Linked DNA regions of Mus musculus: region 2 is linked to region 1. A link is a loop called in an ENCODE intact Hi-C map of the cell type or tissue named here. Cell type or tissue: gastrocnemius. All regions are shown on one strand.

Region 1 (5,000 bases):
TTGCTCGTTAAGTCCAAGACCCTTCTCTCGGGTTTTAGGCAATTCACACTTCTCTTTCCCCATCCTTGCCTCTCTTCTTAAGAATCAGAGCATCCTAACCCATAGCACCAGATACACTTGATTCTACACTACATCTAAACCAGGATGCTACCCAGACCCCCCCCCCCCACACACACACACACACACCTCTCCTCCTGGTCCAAGCAGACCCTCGAGTTGAGCTAACCTGGATTGTTTATTTTACTTCTACCATTTGTTAGCTATAGGATTTGATGTGAGCTCTTCCAATTCAGAGAAGCTATTCGCCAGCCTGAGAAATGACACCAGCCAAAACAAAGGCACAAAGACACAGGTAAAGCAATCATTACCACACCTGGACCACAGAGGTGACCAACAAATCTCCTTGGTGACCTTCTGCCGTTTCCACTTTCCCAGACGGATTCCTTCCATTTACGGGTTCTTAAATCACTTTTTTCTTTTCTCCCAGTACATCGGAACAGAATGCTCTATTGCAAGTGCTCTGCTCTGGGTCCCCTTTACTCCCACTCCCACAGACACCTTCATTTTGGCTGCAGCATCCAGAGAGGCGTCCTGACTCTTGCCTCCATGTATTAAACAGCCGTGTCCAACATGCAGAGTCTAAGCAGTGTGCTGCCGCCTGCGGCTGGGATAGTTGTGAATGTAGCCCAAACTTAAAACGAAACGTACTTAGCACGCGGTGAGATATTGAGGGGTAAGCAGGGCAAAAGAGGGGGTGATTCCGAGCGTAAACTTCACAGATAACAAAGTCATTTCTGTATCACAAAGACAAGCACAATCTGCGTGGGAACATATATTTTAATTATAGAAATACTCGACTTTTTTTGTTTTTTATGCTGTGCGGGGCGCTGCACAGAAACATTTCATTTTATTGCCACCAAATCCTTCCAATACTCCTACAAGTACAATAATTACTCCTGTTTTTACAGCCGAAAGAAATGAAGACTTTAACTTGACCAAAGCTAGATACTAAGAGAGAACATCAACGCGTGCACAAAACTGCTAAATTCCTAAGTGCCTGGTTGTGCTTGGGTTTTATTTTAATTGAAAGCATAGAGGCTGCGGTGTGATTGCTTTTAACTTCCCAGTAAAGTGCACCGCTGAGCAAGTAGACGATAAACAGGAGGACAGGTGTTACTTAATGGAATGATGGAAGCTGTAACCCGAAGCCTCCTTGGGCGGGGAGAGGTCTGGGCGACTGCACCCAGCTGGGAGCGCCTCTGACCAGGCGCTGTCTCTCACTTCCAAAGTTGGAGCTCTCCTTGGTGGGAGGGGGCGGGGAAGAGGGGAGGCCAGTGACGTCACTCGCAGCAGGGATAAATCTCCGGGACAGCATTCCCAGTTAGGTCGCAGCCCCAGGAGCTAAGTAGGTTGTCCGGTTCCGAGACAAGCGCTTTGCAGAGCCACCGTCGCTGGACCCACTCGAGGGAAGGCACCATGCCCCAGAACGTAGTTCTCCCGGGTCCTGCGCCCTGGGGCTTCAGACTCTCTGGGGGCATAGACTTCAATCAGCCTTTGGTCATCACCAGGGTAGGTGTTTTCCATTCTGATTTTGTGCTACAGGTCACCTGGCATCCGAGAGTAGCCCTGGAGTTAAAGAGAGAAACCAAGAGACCCAGGGAGGGAGGCAGGATGGTGCACTGGCGGGGGCCTGAGCTTCTGGCTCCCAGTTAGACTTCAGCAACAAGCTGGAGGATGCAAAGCAGTTCTGAGATTTAATCAAGGCAGCTCACAAACTCTGCATCCCTTTTCCTTGGTCCCCAGCCACATTAGCCAGAAAGGTCAACTGACAGTGCTGGGCTCAGAGGAGGGCTCCATAGCTGAGGGGTGCTTTTGGCTCCCCACCACACACACACACACACACACACATCAGATATGGAGAGCAAGAAAGAGGTGTCACTCTAGTGGTTATTTGGTGGCTCTACACTTGCATCTGAGCAGTTTTCTTGCCTGGATGGGAACTTCAGCAGGGTACTGTTCTCAGGGCACAGCTTGGACTGGCCAAGTCGGAACCTCTCATATCAGCCAGACAGGGAAAATATTACTAATGTGTATTCCTCCGTTTCCAGGCATTTTGGATAAATATTTTTCCAAAGCTTGGAACTTGGCTGACGAAGCATTACCTATAACTCAAACTGCAAAGAAAACCTGGGCTATAGTTTACCTGATAGAGAGCAACCACTCAGTCTAATAACTTTAAAAAGGAAGACTGTAGTAGCAAAAAACCAAACTGCCTTATTCCAGGGTATCTTAAGCAGAACCCAACAAGAAGGAGGGTGTAAAAATGAAACCCAGGGTTCCTTTTCTGTCAGCAAATTTCTAGAGTAATTGTTAAGCATCTAGTTGATAACTTCCTCAACTTTTGAAAGCAATCTTTTCAGTTACTCATGCAAGCCGTTCGAAACGTGAAAGCACAAACTTTTAAATGTTATCATTTTATGTTCCAAGTGTTATGGTTTTCTTATTTTATGCTTCTCTGCTCATGCTATATTTTATGAATACATGCTTTATAACCTGATCAATCACAGGTTTTGAATAGGGCACTGTACACACATTAATATTATTTGTGGCGCCCTAAGCTTTTGAAGAAGCCCAAAGCGTGTATCATAGGGTTGCATACAACGGCTCATCTCAAGCTTTGTTTTACATTTTTCAAAAAAACATGTAAACACATCTGACATGTGTTTTTATATGAGACATTAAAACATCCCCCCAGAAATGCTCTTAAGTAAATTAAGCAGAAAATGCTTCCATGGTGTGGGCCAAGCCATTCCTTTTATAGATTTACCAAAGAAAACAGTTTCCACTGTCTCTAAGAAATATGCCTAGTTTATAAGGTCCCACTTGCTCATATTAAGTAACAGAAGCTCTTGAATGCTAACAAAGAATACATCATATTTAAATTAAATCCAAAAGAATGGATTATGTCATAAAGACCCTTGGAGAAAATTTATAAAGGAATTATCTTACTATTACTCTGTAACATATCTGTCTAATGAATCACATGTTTGAAGCTTGGGATCATTGACACTTAAAGCAAGATTTATCTTAGTGCAATCTTACATCTGCATTCAGACTACAAAGACCATGTATTTGATGTCATGACATTTTTATTTGAAGAGCCATTCTGTCTTGGATTTTTAACTCAGCTAATGTGTGTCACAACTGTGGGCACTTGATTCAATAATAAACCAGATGTTATTTATTTAAAATACACCTTTCCGATGGTTTTAACTTCTAGGGAACAGATACCACCGAATTGTTCCACCCCGACTGTCCCCAAAGCCATACATATCAGGGATTCTTGTTAAATCAATGCAAGCCCACTTAACTTGGGCTTTTATGCCTTTGTGGATTCTTATTAAGAATATTACGTTCATAATAATTACAGAGACATGAGAAGTCACCTGGGTGAAAATTCAGAGGTGTTAGTGAAAAGTATCTGCTGCTGCTAGGCAGTCATTCCATTTTGTAAATTTAATATTATTCTATTACTTCAGTCTACGCATGAGAAAAATGTCCCTCACTGTCCCCAGTGACATGCAATTTGTCAGTGGCGCTGTTCTTCGGGCTGCTGCCTTTATTCAAGATATCATAACGTCCTGCCCAGAAGCCTGCCTATAGTCTCCAAGTCACCCTGCATATTCTTACCATCCGCCTTTGAAAGGTGCAGTGGGCTGTCCATTTTTCCCATTAAGCATCCTTCAGTGACATCACTAGCTTCTAGACAACAGAAGGTGGGCTCTTCTGCGTGGCTGTTTAACTCTCTGTTCTGACTTCTTTTCTTCCCTGCGTCTCCTGTTCCTCTTCTCACTCCATACAAGGACAGTGATGCCACAGCTCAGGGCTGTTTATGATCTCGTTGGCATGGCTGTGCTTCTGATACACACCACTCTCTCCCAGAATTCTTCTCTCCAGCCCTACCCCGTGGTCCACTCTGCCCATGAAAACCTAGCCCTCCTCTAATCCTCTAATGATGGTCACTTCATCTATTGCATAATCATACATAGCTTTCTGCCTATCCTCTCTTATTATCTTGTCTATACCCAAGATACTTAAGCATATCTGACTCCATCACTTGCTCCCCAAGGGCAGGAACCTTTTATGTCGGAAACTGTTTAATACATAGCAGCACCTGGTATATCACATATGTTATAAAATAAATATAGCTATAATACAAATGACTAAGTTGCTCACCTTTTACATAACTTTATTGTCATAAATAAGTAGATTGTGCTCTCAAAATACTCACCCCACAAAAAAAGGTAATTGTCTGTTTTGTTAAGGACACAAAGAACTGAAGTATGCCATACTTTCTGTCATAAGAAGTTCCATCCATTTTCTCAAGCCATCTAAATTTGTTTTGGTCCTCCTACAAGCTAGATTGGATGTACCCCTGCCTGTCTGGTGCTGTATCAATGCAGACTGTGCAGGGCCCTCGGTTCATGACACTGCCACTTTATAATGGTTTGAAAGTGACACCTTCAAGTCAGACCATACTTAAGAGTTTTCCGTCTCTGCCTGTGCTAGCCACTGACAGTGTGTGACTCTGTCTTGATGCTGGACAGTGGTAAAAGGCCACGGTTAGTGCCAACCAATCGGCAGAGCAACCGTGAGCCTCTACAGTGTATTGCACTGCTCTACAACAGGACGTTCTGCAGGTTTGGTATATTCAGTGTTGGTTGATTTAAGGTGTCTCCAGCTGCATAAAGAGGTTGCAGTTGCTTGGGATATAACCTCATGCTAAGTCAAGGAGCTTGCACATAGTAAGCACCTGCTCCTTAGGAGACAATGGAGCTGCAGCCAGAGCTTGTGGGAGAGCTACTGCTTGTAGGGTCTGAGCCAAGGCTGCCGAAGCTTAGGCCTCAAATCCAAAGAATTGAAAATAACGGCTCCCATAGACTTGCAAGAGTAGCAAGATTGCTTTATTCTGAGTACAGCTCAGAGAGGGAGACACTGTC
Region 2 (5,000 bases), 56 kb before region 1:
TTCCAAGGAATTAGTTAAAAATAGTTTGAAGCATTTTTGTCTCTGTTATCTTGACACACAGATGGAGAAATACTCAGAGGAGTATTTTAAAGTCTATCACTACCAAAGCCTACTTGCTAAATCCTCTACTTAAATATTACCCATCAGGCAAAGCACCACATCTCCATATAGTGCTGCCTCAAAACTGGCTATTTTCCAAGAAGTAATTAGTGATCACCTATCTTGTAACTTTTAAAAACTTATCTGAAAGAACTTTCCCATCATTGGTCTCTTGTTGAATTTCAAAACCCCTACCATGGAAGGTTCATGCTTTGTTGCCACACAAATAACAAAGAGCTACCACTTGAACTTGTGTCCTTCTGAATAGCTCAGTTCATTCCTGATCCCTCTGTTTCAGCCCAGATCCACATCTGTCAAATATTCAGAAACATGGTTCTGCCCTTGCCTACCAGTTTGTCGACATGTCCCGTGGCTTCTGCAGCCACACAGGACTCCTGTATTCCACTGGATGCTTTCCACTGTTGCAAGCTCAGTGCTGAGATGTGGTCCCCTGTGGGAAGACTACACCTCACAGACTGTTTGGTGGTCCTGTTTTCACCTGAGCACTGGACAGTCCCTTACTCTATAAACCTGAATCTGTCCACCCAGGTCACTGGAAGGCTAAGAGGAAAGATCTCTGATATTTATGCACCACATGCTAAGTCCTGCTTTAGCTGCATCAGCACTACAAACAGGCCTATCCTCTTCGTACTTGATCAAAAGCAGGGAGAAGCTGTTTAACTGACTGTCTGCTTCCATAACTATTTACTGCTGACTCTCTCTTTGTAGGTGGCCAGTTTGTGTGGCCTGATTTCTCTTCCTTCCCACTCTTTTCCAGATTTTGGCCTCAAAGGAGGATATGAGTTAAAGAATCATTTTATTAAAGATGAGTATATATGCTGACAGTTTCTCACAGTGCATTTATTTAAAGAATTAATTACTTCAGCCTTCTCTCCAGATGGTTACTCTTTAAAAACTGTTTACATTAAAAAAGGAGAAAAATTATGTAATGAGACATTCATTATCAGCACTAGCCCTACAGGTTCATGGGGAGTCTAAAACGATAATTTTTGCGACAAAGTTAGCATTGAAGTTTTATACAGACAAACCCAGCCAATAGTCTATCTTCCGTCCTTGCACCTTCAATAAATCATCAGGTCCCTCTTTTCAAAAACTGTTTCCATATCAATTATGTTTCAGTCATTTACTCCTCCCTCAGAAGGAGGTCAGAGCACAGGACGAGGTGGGCCTTAGAAATAAAATGTCCTGCCGTGGGGATGTGGCTATGGAGATCCAGTCTTCTATTGGGTATTGGATATCCTACAAGTTAAGAATGGTTTATTCAGAGAACGGCAATGATTAATTTGATGATAGGAAGCTCTGACTCTGAACCTTAGTTCAGTGAAATGTTATTCCCTCAAAAACAATTCCTTTATTTTCATTTTATGGTATAATAGAAGGGATTATGTTAGAAGAAATTTACGAAGCACTTTAGGCTCCTATCCTTAACTTTTATCGATGAAAACTGGGAGAAATGTGTTTTCTCTTTGTAATATAAGTGTCTATGTGCTTCCCCATTTTGCTATCTTGACGAACTAAACCTGAAGTGTTTATTCTGTCCCTTTATAGCAAATAACTTGTGAATTTGTCCCTGACACTACCTGTCGGTCAGACCTGGAAGGTGACCAGAGGGAAAGGGAAGTTGAGCAGCTGTTGCTACACACCAGACTGCTCTTGCTACCCATGTTCCATGTCTTTATCCTCGCAGTAAATCTAAGAGAAAACCCATTCTATAGATGAGGAAAATAGAGCTGTGAGAGGCTGAGTAGCTTCTTTGTGGTGTGTGAAGTGTAGCATGTTGTAGAAGTTGGATTTAGGGTCCAATGTATCGCCCAAAGCTGCATGCTATCTGCTGTATCACCACACACATGATGAGAAAGAGTATGCACCCAATACAGCACTATATATCTCCCTGACGAAAACTCAATTGGGTTTCTAGAAGTACGCAGTAACTGTCTGTGAGTTCTGGTTCACTGAGGCTCTGAAGGCCATGGCTGGTGAGCCAGCTCAGCAGCCAGTGGAGTTTCAGGAAAGTGTTTGCTATTCAAGCCACTTGGAGACAGGCAAGCCCAACATGCTTGTAGGAACACCGTGTACTCAGTGGGAAGCTTTTAAATATACACAGTCCCAGGATGAGCTAGCCATTCTCCACTGGGTGACTCTCTGTGTGGCTCAGAGCCTTAGCTCACTGCTAAATTCAGCCTCTGGGAGGCTCAGAAAAGTTCTGTCTGAGCTCACACACATTCATATATCTTGACCCATAAAACTTGGAGCACAAGACAGAACTCAGCCTCACAAATCTTCACCTGTTCCTTTGGGGTTTCTTGTTTCATCCTTCCCCCTAAAATATGATGGGTGACTCAGGCATCCCTGTGTCTTCTAAAAATAAATGCCATTTTAATCAACTCTCATTACTATTAACACCCTTAGACAGGTGCCAAGTTTTGCATTCTATTGCAGAGAGCTCAAGAATAAGTCCTTAAAGCATTTTTTTTATTTCTTAAATTTAACACTCATTATGTATTTATCATACCAAAAATAGAAAATAGAAATGGTCAAATCCCATTTGAGCATTATGCTTTGAAACATATCCCTCCAGAGAGAGAGAGAGAGAGAGAGAGAGAGAGAGAGAGAGAGAGAGAGAATGTGTGTGTGTGTGTGTGTGTGTGTGTGTGTGTGTGTGTGTGTGTGTGTGTGTGTGTACAGATAAACTGGGGTAATACTGAACATACTCTTATATTCTACAACTGTCCTTGAGTGAGGCACTAGAGTCACGTGATAAAAGAACTTGACATTTACAACACCTATAAAGGAAAGAAGGTCAAGGCAACTTTGATCTGAGATTCATGAAGCTACAATCAACTCAAATACATACCCAAGGCCAAGGACTGCTCAGGTATAATGAAATGAAAAAAAAAAAAAAACAATACAATATAATCTGAAGACTTGGTCAAGGAAGAGAAGAAAAGATGAAGAGGAAGAAGAAAATACTATTTAGCATCCCTTTACATGGGTTAGGTGTCTTTCCAACTGAGTGCTGTATGGAAGATCTTAAGTTGAGAGGAGTAGAAACTACAGAGCAGTTGGGTGTAGGAGCCAAGCAGTTCTGGCAGGAAGCAAAGGGTGCAAGTTCTGAACCAATAGTGCCGAAGCAGATGACAACTTGTCTTGAAAGTAAGCATGTCATAGAAAAGTTAAAAATAAAACATTTTCACATCTCTATGTGTTCCCGGGGTTTGTCTCACTTTGGAAGACTTTGTTCCTCCATTGGGACATTTGGCAAGGTAGGGAGACATTGGTGATGGTCAGAAATGGGAGTGTTCTTGCCATCTCGTGTGTATAGAGACTCAGGATGCTGATAACTTCCCCCAAGGCCAAGGATGCTTTCGATGTCCAACAATGCACAGACAGGCATCCACAACTAAGAGTCATCTAGCCAACTCTCTACTGTTGAGAGTCGGGAGTTCTGCCCTAGAGTAGCTCAGATGCTTAAGGGAGATTTGTATTATAAATCCTATTAGGCAAGGTTATTCTAACCCTGAACTAATGAGTAGATAACTGTAATCACCATGGTTACTACCTTCCAACCAATGACTGGCAGACCCAGATCCTCTGGCAGAAAGCAGCCATCTTCCCATGTTCTAGAAGTGAGGCTGGAATATACTGAGGAAAGAGAAGGTGAGGAGGCTTGACAAAATGGGAGCTAAAGGATGCCTCGAGGTAAACATCCATCTCTTCAGAATGTCTTAGAGGAGGGCCAAGTCCAAGAATCAAAGTGCCAGCAGATTTGACGTCTGGGTGGGCACCCTTTCTCAAGGATGGCCGTCTCCTTCCTGTGTCCTCCCTTGGAGGAAAAAGGGAACCCTTGCTACCAATCCCATTCCTAATATCTCTACTCCCATTACCCACTCAAATCCAAAAGTCCTATTTCCATATAACATCATAGTGGGGGAGGGGATTAACATGAATCTGACTGGGTGCAGGGGCATTCATACCACACCAAGGTTTACTTAGCCAGTGCTTCTTCCTTGATGACAATGCCCTCGGGGAGAACCACAGCCTATTCCCAAGTTGTCATTGCATCGCTGAGAAAAGGCACACTGAGCATGCCAAGGGCTAGGGAGATGACTCGATGGGTAAAAATCACTTGTAGGCCCAAGGAGAAGGACCTGAATTCAGATCTCTAGCATCCACGAGGCAGCATGGCTTTGTGCTACAAGTTAGGGAGGCAGGTCCCCTGGAACTCATGCAGCTTAGCCAAGTGGTGAGCGCTGAGATCCAGGTTCAGTGAGAGATTCTCTAAATAAATAAAAATAAGTAAACGAGTAAATAAATGGATGAAGCAAAGCAAACAATGACCGAGGAAGACACCTGAGCTTCCATACCAAGTGCACAAACAGGCACATGCATACACACATATATGTGCATTAATTAAAAAGATGTACGCTAAAGAGACAAAGAAGCATCAGGAAACGGGCACCTTGAGCTCTTCCCAGAATGCTGCAGGTTGTTTCAAGTTCTCTAGCTGGCCCCTTAGCCCCTGAAACTAGACTATTTGATCTCCTTTTTTGCATCCTGTGTTCTGAATCACTTGCTTATGGAAACAATCTCAAATGAACATTCAGAGGGGCCCCAAACTGGGGAGTATCAAAGTTCCATTCTGCCAGGGACAGAGGACGGCACTGGAACACTGGATCATCTATGAATGAGCCCTCTCATGAGTGCGACTTTGAGCATGTATACTATGCATATTACATATGAAGCGTTAAAATAAAGTAAAATAAAACATCGCAGGTTACTGCAAATATTATATACAAATATGACCCTGGATATCATAGAATATCTATCATCTTTACCAATGTAGACAAGGTCATAGATAAAGAAGTTAGTTAGCTCATCCA

The links. Hi-C counts contacts between places; a loop is a spot of excess contacts. Peaks named below come from ENCODE experiments on the same cell type or tissue, not always from the same donor. Only the 100,000 strongest peaks of a DNase experiment are listed, where the experiment ranks them.
Region 2: it touches region 1 in a loop (3-fold over the local background); 8 of 42 quality-filtered maps call a loop at or near these places.

What each region holds. Positions count from the first base shown.
Region 1 is chr8:45,884,104-45,889,103 of GRCm38, forward strand. Pdlim3 (PDZ and LIM domain 3) reads left to right here and starts at 1,384. Exons shown (of 8, transcript NM_001374652.2): 1 at 1,384-1,569. The coding sequence starts at 1,477. In gastrocnemius, CTCF peaks have their summits at 668 and 1,954; DNase peaks (open chromatin) are centred at 628, 1,363 and 1,749; H3K4me3 peaks cover 4,616 bases; H3K27ac peaks cover 4,719 bases.
Region 2 is chr8:45,827,945-45,832,944 of GRCm38, forward strand. No RefSeq gene overlaps it. Among named protein-coding and RNA genes, the nearest start is that of Sorbs2os, 11 kb to the left of the region's middle. In gastrocnemius, no CTCF peak of the experiment used is centred here; no DNase peak of the experiment used is centred here; H3K27ac peaks cover 3,962 bases.